Linked DNA regions of Homo sapiens: region 2 is linked to region 1. The links are chromatin contacts, found by Hi-C or POLR2A ChIA-PET in ENCODE. All regions are on one chromosome and are shown on one strand. The core of a region is the stretch at or near the end of the contact, and the rest is flanking DNA. Distances in the headings are between cores, read along the strand shown.

What was found. Hi-C counts contacts between places; a loop is a spot of excess contacts on that map. ChIA-PET counts read pairs that join two places held with the same protein, here RNA polymerase II (POLR2A). Pooled maps may share reads with other maps.
Region 2: a map of GM11168 shows a loop between it and region 1 (2.4-fold over the local background). The contact joins the promoter of IL31 here to the enhancer-like site in region 1. A Hi-C loop is called at or near these places in 11 of 168 maps with a recorded cell type or tissue (CD4-positive, alpha-beta T cell, G401, GM11168 and 8 more), 5 of 37 single-sample maps with no recorded cell type and 9 of 50 pooled maps. POLR2A ChIA-PET finds 5 or more read pairs at or near these places in 9 of 52 experiments (CD8-positive, alpha-beta memory T cell, GM12878, MCF 10A and 5 more).

Annotation. Positions count from the first base shown.
Region 1 is chr12:122,125,599-122,132,794 of GRCh38, reverse strand. MLXIP (MLX interacting protein) reads right to left here. Exons shown (of 17, transcript NM_014938.6): 2 at 5,433-5,539; 3 at 4,827-4,912; 4 at 3,569-3,658; 5 at 3,166-3,207; 6 at 2,683-2,854; 7 at 1,862-1,951; 8 at 412-503. Among named protein-coding and RNA genes, the nearest start is that of IL31, 45 kb to the left of the region's middle. RefSeq lists enhancers at 2,109-3,308, 5,235-5,745, 5,746-6,258. Within about 2 kb of position 2,359, at least 5 of the 41 ENCODE cell types and tissues checked have a DNase peak (open chromatin) inside an H3K27ac peak, as active enhancers do.
Region 2 is chr12:122,172,450-122,179,173 of GRCh38, reverse strand. IL31 (interleukin 31) reads left to right here and starts at 4,953. Exons shown (of 3, transcript NM_001014336.2): 1 at 4,953-5,017; 2 at 5,182-5,330; 3 at 6,433-6,724. The coding sequence starts at 5,002. It also overlaps a transcript of LRRC43 not described here.

The sequences.
Region 1 (7,196 bases), core at 1,110-3,609:
GGTACCTCACTCAGCTCTGTAGCCCCAAGCACCTGTAAGCAACTTTTTGGATTGCTTAGTAAAACGTGAAAGAAATATACAGAAGTTATTTTTATTAGTAATCCATGTTTTTCTTCTCTGTCTAGCTAATTCTGTGTTAATTAGTCGGAGCAGAGCTAGCTGCACATAGGTTACCTGGCACTCAGGCAGAAGCACACCTGGACCAAGAGTCTCCCACCCCATGGGTGCTGAAGGATGCTGTAAAAGAGGGATGGAATCGTGCCTCTGCACATTAGTGCTGGTCTAGCACTGCTTGGCGCTTTGCTGGTGACTGTGTGGCTATGCCATTAGCCTTGCTCTGGCAGCAAACCTTTGATGAGCAGCCCTGTGCCTGCCAGCCCCTTCCCCCACCCATCCCCCAGCTTCCTCTACCTGTGCAGGTGGGTTGTTGGGATCTGGTACAGGTGCTGAGGCAGATGCAGGTAGCATGGAGCCAAAAATGGAGCGGCTAGAAGAGAAGAGGTCTGAAAAACAACAGCAGGGGTCTTCTGAGCTCAGTGTGCCCAGCATTTGCTGGAATCAAGACTCAAACAGGGCCAGGCACGGTGGCTCATGCCTGTAATCCCAGCACTTTGGGAGGCCGAGGTAGGCAGATCATGAGGTCAAGAGATCAAGACCATCCTGGCTAACATGGTGAAACTCCATCTCTACTAAAAATACAAAAATTAGCTGGGTGTAGTGGCACATGCCTGTAGTCCCAGCTACTCAGGAGGCTGAGGCAGGAGAATGGCTTGAACCCAGGAGGCAGGGGTTGCAGTGAGCTAAGATCGCACCACTGCACTCCAGCCTGATGACAGAGCGAGATTCCCGTCTCAAAAAAAAAAAAAAAAAAAAAAAAAAAAAGGTGCCAACCACAACCACCATGCCTGGTTGGTGCCACCAGTGGTCCCAACTACACAGGAGGCTGAAGCGGAAGGATCGCTTAAGTCCAGGAGGGAGGTTGAGGGTGCAGTGAGCCGTGTTCTTGCCACTGCACTCCAGCGTGGGCTACAGAGCAAGGCTCTGTCTCAAAATAACAAAGACTAAAACAGGCTGGGTGTGATGGCTTACACCTGTAATCCCAGCACTTTGGGAAGCAGAGGCAGGAGGATCACCTGGGCAACATAGCAGACCCCCGTCTTTACAAAAAAATGAAGAAATGAACTGGGTGTGGTGGTGTGTGCCTGTAGTCCCAGGTACTCAGGAGGCTGAGGTGGGAGGATCGCTTGAGCCCAGGAGTTCAGGGCTGCAGTGAACCATGATTGAACCACTGCACTCTAGCCTGGGTGACAGTGCAAGACCCTGTCTCTAAAAAAAAAAAAAAAAAAAAAAAAAGACTCAAACAAATCAAGGACTAAACCCCTAAACCCCACATGGCCCAGGGGGATGCCATGGACAGAGGGTATTACCCTGAGACACCTTTTTTTCTGTAGAAAGGGGGCTCTGGTTGGAACCACACATGTTGGCAACTATCCTGGGCTCTGAAACACTCCCAGGCCTGACGTTTCTGCTGCTGTCACAATGGCAGGTGCTCAAGGACCCATCTAACTGCAGGGCCTTGGTAGGGAGCTGGCTGTGTCATCAGTGCCCTCTGCTGCTTCGAGGGAGAACTGCTTACAGTCACGGCTAAATCCAGAGCCAATTTCCTTGCTGAACAATGTCCCAGAAAAACTTCCCAGACCTTGCAGTTACTACAAAAAACAGTTCAGTTTAAAAAAAAATTCTTTGCTCGCCCCCTTGCCCATTCTACCAAGTCTCGCCTCTTAAAGGAAGGCAGCGATCTGCTCTGTGCTGGGCTGGGGGAGATGGAGGCAACCGTGCTCTCTCTGCCTCTGGTCCTCACCCTGGAAAGGCTCAAAGGTGTCCATGAAGTCCAGGTTAGGCTGCAAAGGAATCAGTCCCGGCTGGATCATGTCTGCATTTCCCAGATGTGCTGCAAGAATCACAGAGAGAGGAACCATTTTGTCTTCTCAGACAATGTTGCAGGAACGTAAAAAAGGCCTGGAACAGAACTTCCTGGCCCTGCTCACATCCCAGAGTCTTCCAAGGAGCTGGCTGGGATTTCTACCTTCTCAGGGTTTGTGGCCATTCCGCACCCTCAAAAGGCAGGAAAGTAAGTTTTTGCCAGGAAGGTAAAATTGAGTATCAGGGAATGGACACCCCAGGAAGCTGTAAAGAGCTCAAGAGAGAACAGAGACCTCCCCGAACACTGTTCTAATTTTCAATCTTTGGGCTCTTCCCTGAGAGGTTAACTGGAAGACTGAATGCCACCAAGGTGAGCGGTCACACCCGGGAGTGCTTCTGATTTTCTTTAGCATGAGTCACGGCCCGGCCGCCTCGGCTTAGGCACGGCACACGTACCCCGTGAAGAGAACGGTATCTGAAATGTGCCAATGACTCAGACTAGACCCTGCTGCTGTCCTCCCACCATGGCACTACGGGAATGGCAGCTGCCCAGTGGGCCCACTCTGCAGACCCCACCCACTCGGTACGTGCGGCCTGGATGTCAAATGAGGCCAGCCATCCTTCCCTTCCTTACTGCCTGCCCCCAACCGTGACGTGCAGCAGCTCAGAGATGGCCCTGAAGGAACCCTGGCCCAGAGGGGGCCTGGCAGAGAAGGAAGCGGCTGGCTGTTCAAAGCCCAAGGCCCTGGTTTGGGTTACCTATTTCCCGGGGATTGGGCCAGGCCACCGGCTGGTGTGAAGAAAGTGTGGAGAAGAGGGTGTCGCTGAATTCCGACATGAGCATGTCTGTGTCCAGCAGGGGATCCTCCTCCATGGGGACGGGGGTCTTCCATCCATCCCCGTGCTTGTGCCAATACAGCATGTCATCGTCCTAACACAACACCAACACAGGGGAGGAAGCATCAAAGAGTAACAGTGGGACGAAGAATTCCCACGCCTGTCACCTGGGGAAATTCGTCAAAGGGGTGCTCAGTGGAAGTGAGGCAGCAGGGTGGAGGCATTTGGAGAGCGGCTCCCTCCAGCCCACCCAGGAGAGAGAGCTGGACTGCTTCTTGAGCCATTCCTGAGACTCCAGGGAGGGCCCATGGCCTGCCGCCTTTTGCAGGGCTCCCTGGTGGGCCACCGAAGTCCCTGCTGTCTCATGTCAAAGTGGGGGTCCTCAGAGCTCCCAGGCTCACCCACCTGGACCAGGCTGGAGAGGTCCTCATCCTTGTGCTGCTGTAGCTGTGGGCAAAGGGACAGGACACGGCGGTCACCAATGGCCCTAGGAGGGCCCAAGGGCTCTAGAATATACAGAACTCTCAGGGAGGCAGGTAGGGGTCCTGCTCACACCATCCCCAGGCCGATGCCTGCACAAAGGAGACTTCCACCCAGTGCACAGATGGGGAAACTGAGAGCAAAGACAACCTGACCGAGGCAGGCCATTGCCCAGGCTAGTCTGGCACGCTGGGCCCCAGATTTACTGCTTGACGCTCCACGTTCAGGTGGGGCGGCTGTGGAGCCTACCGCCTCGGCCAGGGCCCTGAACCAGGGACTCTGCCCACTCCCTCCCTAGGCGGGCTGCCTGAACACTCCAGCCAGATACCCTTTTCTTGAAGTAGGTTCTCCACTTGTGATACTCCCGGATCACAATCTCGATGCGGCTCTTCCAGTACTTCCCTTCCGTGGTGATGGCCTAGGACAGGGACAGAGAGCAGAGTGAAGAGGGGGCTCTGCTTGATTAGCAAAGCTCAACTGGTGTACTGAGTATCCGGCACTATAATCAGGCCTTAGGCAATCCAGCGGGAAACCCCACAGTGGCTACCACATCACTCAGAAAGTACGTCCCACTTCTTCCATGCTATAGCAGACCCTCTAGCTAACAATGCGCTGTCATTTCAAGACCTAAGGTAGCCAAAGGCCTTGGGGGCACGGTCCTGAGGCTCTGTCCAGGAGGACAGGGTGAGAGCAGAATGCTCCACAGAGGAAGAAGCAGGGGAACGCTGCAGCAATTCCCAAGCCCCCCCATAAATGCCCCTTCCCCACAGCCTCTGCCACATTCAAAGGGCAAAAATGAACAGCCAATTCCAGGAAGTTTCAGGTGGAATGTGCCCTCCAGGGGCCTCTCATCCAACCTTCGCGTGATGCCAGTGTGGATGCCTTGCATGACAGCCTTCGAGCTCCAGAGATAAGGAGCCCCAATGCCTGGGGTTGCCTCACTTTCTGATCTCAAGGCCCAAATCACCTCACCTACAAACACTGTGTGTGTGTCCTCGACAGCAAAGATGCTTTTCTGTTAAAAAGAACTGATTACAATATTGCCATACCCAACAAAATGATATCCCTTGATACTGTCTAATACCAGATTATACCTGTCTCAAAACTGTCTTTCATTAGCTTACCTTCTAAATTCCCCCTTTATCGTTAACAGTGAGACATGCCTAGACAAAATTAAAGCCACACAGAAGAGTATGCAGTGAAGAAAGCATCTCCCCCTCATCTGGCAGCCCTAATCCTACTCCCCAGAGGTTCCTGAAGTCTCTTAATAAAGACACTTCTATATATTCCTCTAGACACTTCCTGTGCATGTATAATCACACATAGACACACACTTTAAAAATTAACAGAAAGATATTAACCCCCTCAGTCCCTGGGCCAGTCCCTCTGAGAAGGGGGAGGCTCTGCAGCCTGGGGTTGCCAGAGGCCACCAGCTCCCAGGCCTGGCCCCCAGGGCATGGATGGCGCAGGGCAGGCGCTGCACTACCCTCGGCAGCCTCTCCTACAGGACCAGCCCGCGGTGAGCCACTCCCGGTGAGGTGCTGGTATGTTTCCACTCTCAGCCACCCTTGGTCACTGCCAAGTACCTCCGGCCGGCGGTGCTCGTCTACGTCCACAGAGCCGTCCAGGGGTGTCACAAAGTGGCACACAGGATTCTTGCGCTTCTCCAGATCTGAGCAGAGAGAGGGTGAGAGTCAGCACCATGATCCAGACCCCTGAGGGAGCCCCAGCCTGTCTGCTGCACCCCTCCCCTAGGGCAGACCACATTCCCAGGTACCCTTTCCTTCTCCTTCCCTAGGAAAAGGAGATTTCAGGGAAATAAAGGAGTCCAGGTGAAAGGAGAGGAATCTGTCAATAACGAACGCCTCAGTCAGAGAGGCAGTGTGGCTTCTCAGAGAAAGACCAGCCCAACACAAGCCTGCCCTAGCACACTCATCTCCCGGAGAAGCTACCGGATCCATGACACTCGGGCTGGAGAGAGAAGGCCCATGCCTGAGTCTTCCTAGACCTGCTCCCTGACTCTTCAGATGCCACCCCTCTGCTGGGCCTGATGGCTTGGGTTTCCTGTCTGCACAGACTGAACTTCTGTTAGAAACACCAGGTCCCAGGAGCAGACTCTGGTCCCTGGGTGCCCAGGCCTCCAGGCCGTGAAGTTCTGACCACCACCGGCGCCCAGGCTGGGCGGCACTTACACTGCATGTACCAGGCCCGCCAGATGGCATTATTGAGCCGGATCTTGTCTCTCCACTGTAGCTTCAGGCCCTTGAAATTCTTCCACTTTGGAGACACCAACTTCCCACTGAAAGGCAAGGCAAAGCGGGGAGACTCAGTGGTTACTCTGAAATTGAAGTGAAATTACAAAGTGCCACCCGATCATTCCAGGACCAAACTCTTGACTGATCCACCCCCAGCCATACACCCGGCTTCATGGAATTCAGGTCACTGGGGGATTTCTTCAGAGCCACACAGGGCAGGGCATGGTGGGGATACTGTCAGGGCGCGGAGGGCAGGACTGGCCGTGGGGGTTTTGCAGCCTTGGAGCCACCCACCAATATCTGTTGAAGGGACTTTAACCCAAACACCTCTGCAGAGGGCTGCTGGGAGGATTCCATGAACCAGACTAACAAACTGAACACTGGGCATGCAGTGAGTGCCCTCCAGGAGGAGCAAAGGTTACATTTGGGCTGTTCATTGTTATTCACATTTGACCAGCCTCCCTTCCTGGATTCAAAGTCATTCTTGTTTCCAGAGAGGGGCAGACCAAGGGCAGTCATGGGTCACACAGCAACTGGTGTGTGCGGTGGCAGCATGTGGGGTTCACTACATTCTTCCGTCTACTTTGGCATATCCTACAAATTTTCCATAACTAAAAATTAGAAGAAATCTGTTGACCACAGAGTGCAAACCAGGCTCCTGTGACCTGGTCGTGGCCTGCCTGCTTTGCCACCAGCCCCCACGAGGCATTCACAATCCAAGTACCCGAGCATCCCACTGGCCTGAGTGCCTGCAGGGCAGGGCCTATTCTGCCTCCCAGAGCCTCTGACATGGTCCTCACTCTTGATGGCCCTCCACTCAGCCACCTCCTAATCCTTCAAGATGCTGCCCCCGACACCATCTCCTCTGAGCTGGCCTGGCCTCTCCCAGGCTGCTGCTGATTCCTTCAGGGCCCCTCTGCTCTCCTCCACTCGGGGACGGTCTCACGGGAGCTCTTATGTAGTAGTGTCTGCACACAAGCACCTTTCCCTGTTGACACTGCAGCTCCTCTAGGGAGGACGTTTGGTGGCTTGGCACATAGTAGGGGCTCAATTAACAATTCTTCATTCAATAAGTCCAGAGCACTTGTAAACCCAGCCTCCCTGGTGGCACAGCTGTCTTGGGCAGCTCAGTTTTCCAAGTGCTAGGCCGGGAGCCATCTCTGGGCAGCCCGCATAGGGTTTCTCTTTTTCAGATGGCTTGAGATGGGCAAGGCACTATTTCTGGTCCATATCACAGTGCGGCTGTGGAGGTTTGATCTGACCACAGGCCACAGCCCTGCCCCTTCTCCAGTCCCACTCAGAAAGGCCACGTGGCAAGCCGAGATTTGCCAACAGTAGCTGCAGTCTTCACAGGAGGCGCCTGAGCAGCAAACATTCTGTGAACCTGGAACCTGCCCTGGAAGGCAGATGCCCTGGCTGTGCCCCTGGCAGGACCCTTGTGCCTATCCCCACCCAAACCCCCAAGGAGCCCAGGCTTTGGGCAATACAGGCCAGAAGGTTATGACTCCCCCAGAAAAATGTCACAGTGCATCCTCTCAGCACACAAGAGACACGCAGACAGCAGCAGCCTCTGCACAACGGGTCAGGGACTCAGAGTAGTCACACACCTTCCTTCCTTCCTTCTCTCCCAAGTTCAAAGGCTCATCTAACCCACCTCCATGCTGATGGCCTGGCCTCACCGGTGGTACAGCAGGCAGCTAC
Region 2 (6,724 bases), core at 3,704-6,203, 44 kb before region 1:
GCAGTGAGCTGTGATCACACCACTGCACTCTAGCCTAGGTGACAGACTGAGACCTTGCCTCTTAAAGAAAAGAAAACCAAACCAAACCAGCCAACCAACAAGCAAAGAGCCAGAATTCATCACCTCACCCGAGCCCCAAAGGCCTGAGGCCTGTGATCCTCTTCGTTTGTACCAATATCATTTATCCAGTTGCTCAAACCAGAAACCCAGAGGTTGTCCTCAACTCTTCCCTCTCCACCATCCCCATATCCAATCAAACACCACCCTGGCCAGGCACCATGGCTCACGCCTATAATCCCAGCACCTTGGGAGGCCGAGGCAGGTGGATCACAAGGTCAGGAGTTCAAGACCAGCCTGGCCAACATGAAAAAACCCCATCTCTACTAAAAATACAAGAAAAACAAACAAACAAAAAAACGCCAAGAGTGGTGGCTCACGCCTGTAATCCCGGCTACTCAAGAGGCTGAGGCAGGACAATCGCTTGAACCCGGGAGGCAGAGGTTGTGGTGAGCCGAGATCATGCCACTGCACTCCAGGCCAGGTGACAGAGCAAGACAATGTCTCAAAAAAAAAAAAAAAAAAAAAAAAAAAGAAAGCCACCTCTTACGTATTTTTCCTCCTAAACATTTCTACAACCCATCCACACCTCTTCATCTCCACTATCACTATTACCCTCTTCTCACCCTCACCTTTGGGCATGTTGATTTTGAGGTATCACTGGGACATTCAGGTGGACATTTAGGTCTGGAGTGTGAAGGAGACAGACAGTAAAGTGTGAGGAATCCAGATCACGGGTGGACACCGTGGAGCTAGGGAGAGGGGCAAAAGGGATCAGGATGACGTTGTTACAGGAGAGGTTGTTACGAGAGGTTGTCAAGAAGGTGGAAGTGGTTGGCAATGTTTCATGCTATAGAGGGGTCATGTAAAATGAAGGCTGAAACCCCAGTAAGGCTGACATGTGGTCTCTGGGTACTGTATTAGTTCTCTATTGCTGCCATAACAAATATCACAAACAGCAGTTTAAAACCACAAATGCAGCCAGGCGTGGTGGCTCCCACTTGTAATCCTAGCACCTTGGGAGGCCAAGGTGGGTGGATCACTTGAGGTCAGGAGTTCAAGACCAGCCTGGACAACATGGCAAAACCCTGTCTCTACAAAAAATACAAAAATTAACCAGGCATGGTGGCACGTACCTGTAATCCCAGTTACTTGGGAGGCTGAGACAGGAGAATCTCTTGAACCCAGGAGGCAGAGGTTGCAGTGAGCCAAGATCATGCCACTGCACTCCATCCTGGGCAACAGAGCCACACTCCATCTCAAAATAATAAATAAATAAATAAATAAATAAATAAATAAATAAAACCACAAAGGTGGCCAGGCGCAGTGGCTCACGCCTGTGATCCCAGCACTTTGGGAAGGTGAGGCAGGACTGCTTGAGCCCAGGAGTTCAACACCAACCTGGGCAACATGGTGAGATCCCATCGCTACAAAAAATAGAAAAATTAGCCAGGCATGGTGGTGCAGGCCTACAGTCCCAACTACTTGGGAGGCTGGGGTAAGAGGGCTGCTTGAGTCTGGGAGGTCAAGGCTGCAGTGAGCCGTGATCACACCACTTCACTCCAGCCTGGGTGAGAGAGCAAGATCCTTTCTATTAAACACACACACACACACACACACACACACACACACACACACACTTTCTCTCTCATAGAGTTTGTAGGTCAAAGTCTAGCATGCCATGGATAGATTCTTTGCTCAGGAACTCACTGAGCTGAAATAAAGGTGCTGGCTGGCTAGGGTTCTCATCTAGGTCTCAGCATCCTCTTCCAAGCTCAGTGGTTATTGACCAAATTATTTCCTTCTCGTGCTTTCCACGCTGCCCCCCACCATCTTCAAGCCAGCAACAGCAGGTGAGCCCTTCTCTTGCTCGTAATCTCTCTGACTTCCTCTTCTGCTTTATGGGCTCATGGGATTGCATTGGGGAGGCCCAGGGAATGCAGGAAAATCTCTCTATTTTAGGTAAACTGAATAGTAATCATGACTACATCCACAAAACCCCTTTTGCCATGCAATGCAACATAATTATGGCAGTAAACACCTGTGGATGAAGGTCATGCCTACCATGGACTCTGCTAGAGGATATTGATTACATTAGTGGGGTGGTGAAAGCCATATTGTGGCAGTTTGGGAAGTAAAGAAAAAGTCAGTGGTGGCTGGCGGCAGGGGGACTTGGGATGATGGGTGGGAGGGCTTCCTGGCTGTGTCCCCTCTGTGCACCTTGAGTTCTGTGGGCTGCCCAGACTGACCTCATCCCAACATGGTGAAACTCCATCTCTACTAAAAATACAAGAATTAGCCAGGCATGGTGGTACATGCCTGTGATCCCAGCTACTCAGGAGGCTGAGGCACGAGAATTGCTTGAACAGGGGAGGTGGAGGTTGCAGTGAGCTGAGATTGCGCCACTTCACTCCTGCCTGTGCGACAAAGTGAGACTCTGTCTTAAGAAAAAAAAAAATGCTACTACTACTAATAAATAAAGTTCATCAGGGCTAGGCATGGTGACTCATGCCTGTAATCCCAGAACTTTGGGAAGCCAAGGTGGGAGGATCGCTTGAGATCTTCTCTCCAAAAAAAAAAACAAAACAAAAGACAAAACAATTAAGAAAAGAAAAAAATAAAGTGCATCTGATCTTATGTTTCCCTACTGAAAGCCGCCCAGCACTGCCTCGTCACATGTGGAATAAAACCCAGGCTCTTTGTCCCAGCCTCAGGCCTCTGTGATGGAGCCGCTGCCCACCTCCCCACTACCCTCCTGTCCTCTCGCGTCACTGTGGCTGCCATGACCCTCTTCCCGTTCTAGGAACAGCATCGAGCTCATTTTCACCTGAGGATTTTGCACTCCTGTCCCGTTGCCTTGGAACACTCTTCTCCCAGGTCTTCCCACAACTGGCTCCTTCTTGTCTTTCAGTCTCTTCTTCAATGTCACCTCTCAGAGAGACTTTTGCTGATCACCTGACTTAAAGTATCCTGCCCGTCACTCTCCAACCGTCACAGTGCTTTCTAGCTTATTTATGAATGTTGTTGCTATTGTCCGCAGCCCACAGCAATGACGGGCCCACAAGGGCAGGAACTCTAACTTCTTCACCGCTATTCCCGATACCCTATAAAATGGCCTGATCAAAGCTGGCACTAAAATATGAATAAGGAGGCCGGGTGCAGTCGCTCATGCCTATAATCCCAGCAGTTTGGGAATCTGAGGCGGGCAGATCACCTGAGGTCAGGAGATAGAGGCCAGCCTGGCCAACATGGTGAAACCCCGTCTCTACTAAAAATACAAAAATTAGCCCGGCGTGGTGGTGGGTGCCTGTAATCCCAGCTTCTCGGGAGGCTAAGGCAGGAGAATCGCTTGAACCCAGGAGGCGGAGGTTGCAGTGAGCCGAGATCGTGCTATTGCACTCCAGCCTGGGCAACAAGAGCGAAACTCTGTCTCAAAAAAGAAAAAAAAAAATTAGCATAGTGATTTGTGCCTGTGGTCCCAGCTATTTGGGAGGCTGAGGTAGGAGGATCACTTGAGCCCAGGGGATCGGGGCTGCCGTGAGTTGTGATGATGCCACTGCACTCTGGCCTGGGTGACAGAATGAGACCCTGTCTCAAAAAAAAAAAAAAAGAAAGAAAAAGAAAGCTAATGAACTTAGAAATAGTTTCTAAGGCCAGAGTGGTGGCTCGCACCTGTAATCCCAGCACTTTGAGAGGCGGAGGCAGGTGGATCACAAGGTCAGGCGTTTGAGACCAGCCTGGCCAACATAGTGAACCCCGTCTCTACTAAAAATACAAAAATTAGCTGTGCGTGGTGGTGGGCGCCTGTAATCCCAGCCACTCAGGAGGCTGAGGCAAGAGAATTGCTTGAACCTGGGAAGTGGAGGTTGCAGTGAGCCGAGATTGCGCTACTGCACTCCAGCCCAGGCGACAGAGCAAGACTCTGTCTCAAAAAAAAAGAAAGAAAGAAAGAAAGAAAGAAAAGCAATAAAGTTTCTAGGCTGGCGCAGTGGCTCATGCCTGTAATTCCAGCACTTTGGGAAGCCGAGGCAGGCAGATCACCTGAGGTCAGGAGTTAGAGACCAGCTTGACCAACATGGCGAAACCCCATTTCTACTAAAAATACAAAAATTAGCTGGGCATGGTGGCACGTGCCTGTAGTCCCAGCTACTTGGGAGGCTGAGACTGAGGCATGAGAATTGCTTGAGCCCAGGAGACAGAGGTTGCAGTGATCACGCCACCGCACTCCAGCCTGGGTGACAGAGCAAGACTCCATCTCAAAAAAAAAAAAAAGAAAAAAGATATGAACAAGGATTTCAAGCAATAACTCTGGATCACAGTCTCTGGTTCTGGGCCCTGAGATTGCAGAGGCACGATGGAGAGTCCAGTGATGTCCAAGGCCACATGGAGTTGAGATGAAGCCTTCGACCCGCCACATTCACAGCAGTTATGGGGCCGTCCCTGCACACCGGCGTGGGCATATGCTGCAGAAATTTCCAGAGATACCGCATTCTGCACATCTCATGCCGGCTTCGCATTTCCTCCCCAGAAATTCCCTGTGGCCGCTGGCCTTGAACTCCTGGAAGTCACCCGCTCCTTGGTGGTATGGTCGTGTCTGTCAACCCTGGGCTTCAAAATTTTGTCTAGTCAAATCAACAGGCTCCTTCCAAGAAGAATGGCAAAGATGCATTCATGTGCCTTCTTGTGAAGTATGTGTGTGTCTGAGTCAGGCATCTGCCCACCTGGAGGGTAACCTCAGCATTTCCATTCAGCCCTTTCACTCAGCCGTGGCCAGTAGAACTTTTGAGTGTTTTCTGGAGAAAAGCTGAGTAAATGGTTTTGCCATGGGCGGGACGCTGACTGCTCTTTCTCCTCACCCTGGCCCTTTATATACCTCCAGGCAGCCATGGCGAACACATCTGGCTCCAGAAGCCCCCACTGAAGCTGGCCTTGCTCTCTCTCGCCATGGCCTCTCACTCAGGTATCACTGGTCCTGGTGCTTCCGGAGTCTTGGGCATCATCTTATCTCACCAGGAAGATTCTGGAAGCACTACCCCCAGGGTTGGCTCAGCAGGGCTGCAGGGATGGAGCCAGGGTGGGCAGGGGTGTGTGATGTATGCGCTCACGGCATCGTTCTCTCTCCAGGCCCCTCGACGTCTGTGCTCTTTCTGTTCTGCTGCCTGGGAGGCTGGCTGGCCTCCCACACGTTGCCCGTCCGTTTACTACGACCAAGTGATGATGTACAGAAAATAGTCGAGGAATTACAGTCCCTCTCGAAGATGCTTTTGAAAGATGTGAGTGTCCTAGAGATTTCTTTTCTAAACGATTTCTTAAAAATGCCTTCCATTGCCCTCCAAAGAGGCTCCTCTCTCCGGACCTGAAACCAGGGCTGTAGCTATGCCAGGAAGGGATGGGGGAAACTAGACAGGCAAAGATGGCTTTTTTTTTTTTTTTGAGACAGAGTCTTACTCTGTCACCCAGGCTGGAGTGCAGTGGTGCAATCTTGGCTCACTGCAACCTCTGCTTCCTGGGTTCAAGCGATTCTCCTGCCTCAGCCTCCCGAGTAGCTGGGACTACAGGCATGCGCCACCACGCCCAGCTAATTTTCATATTTTTAGTAGAGACAGAGTTTCTCCACGTTGGCCAGGCTGGTCTTGAACTCCTGACCTCAAGTGATCCGCCTGCCTTGGCCTCCCAAAGTGCTGGGATTACAGGCGTGAGCCACTGTGCCCAGCCAAGATAGCTTTGATCAAACAAACAAATGCCCAAACTTGGAAACAATTCATAAAATTGGCATTACTCTTCTCATCTGCCTTGGTATTTAGACCTTAGCCTTGGCTTTTATAAAAGGCAGAGGTTGTTACCAACCCAAGATGACTGGGCAGTTCAGGTTGATGAGGTGCTGCTGGCAATTTGGTCTGACTCTAGTTAGTACTTAGAAAGAGGAAGGGAGGGAGTGGTCCGGACTCCTTGGTTTGTTGGGGAAAACTCTCGCCTGCATCTCGGAGGCCTTTCCGGACAAGCCTAACACTCTCCTTTATAAGTGGAGCGTGCGTGGCTTTAACACAGAGTCCCAAAGGGCGGGGAGCTGCCATGGAAGGCCAGATGTGCTGCAATTCCCACCACCCTGAGCACGTGAGAGTGGGTTCTGGAAGGCTGGGAGGCCTCAGCTGGATGGATCAGTGGTTCTGAGCACAGGCTTCAGGACTGCAGCCACCTAAGCTCTAGTTTCATCTGGAAATGGGGTTGGTGATGGCACAGCCTCATAGGGTTGTGACATTGATCAGATAAATATATCAACGAGGCGGGTTACGGAGGAAGCATGCAAACATTCACTGTTAAGACTTGCAGCTGTCATTGCAAACCCAACACTGACCATTTCTCCTCATTCCACAGGTGGAGGAAGAGAAGGGCGTGCTCGTGTCCCAGAATTACACGCTGCCGTGTCTCAGCCCTGACGCCCAGCCGCCAAACAACATCCACAGCCCAGCCATCCGGGCATATCTCAAGACAATCAGACAGCTAGACAACAAATCTGTTATTGATGAGATCATAGAGCACCTCGACAAACTCATATTTCAAGATGCACCAGAAACAAACATTTCTGTGCCAACAGACACCCATGAATGTAAACGCTTCATCCTGACTATTTCTCAACAGTTTTCAGAGTGCATGGACCTCGCACTAA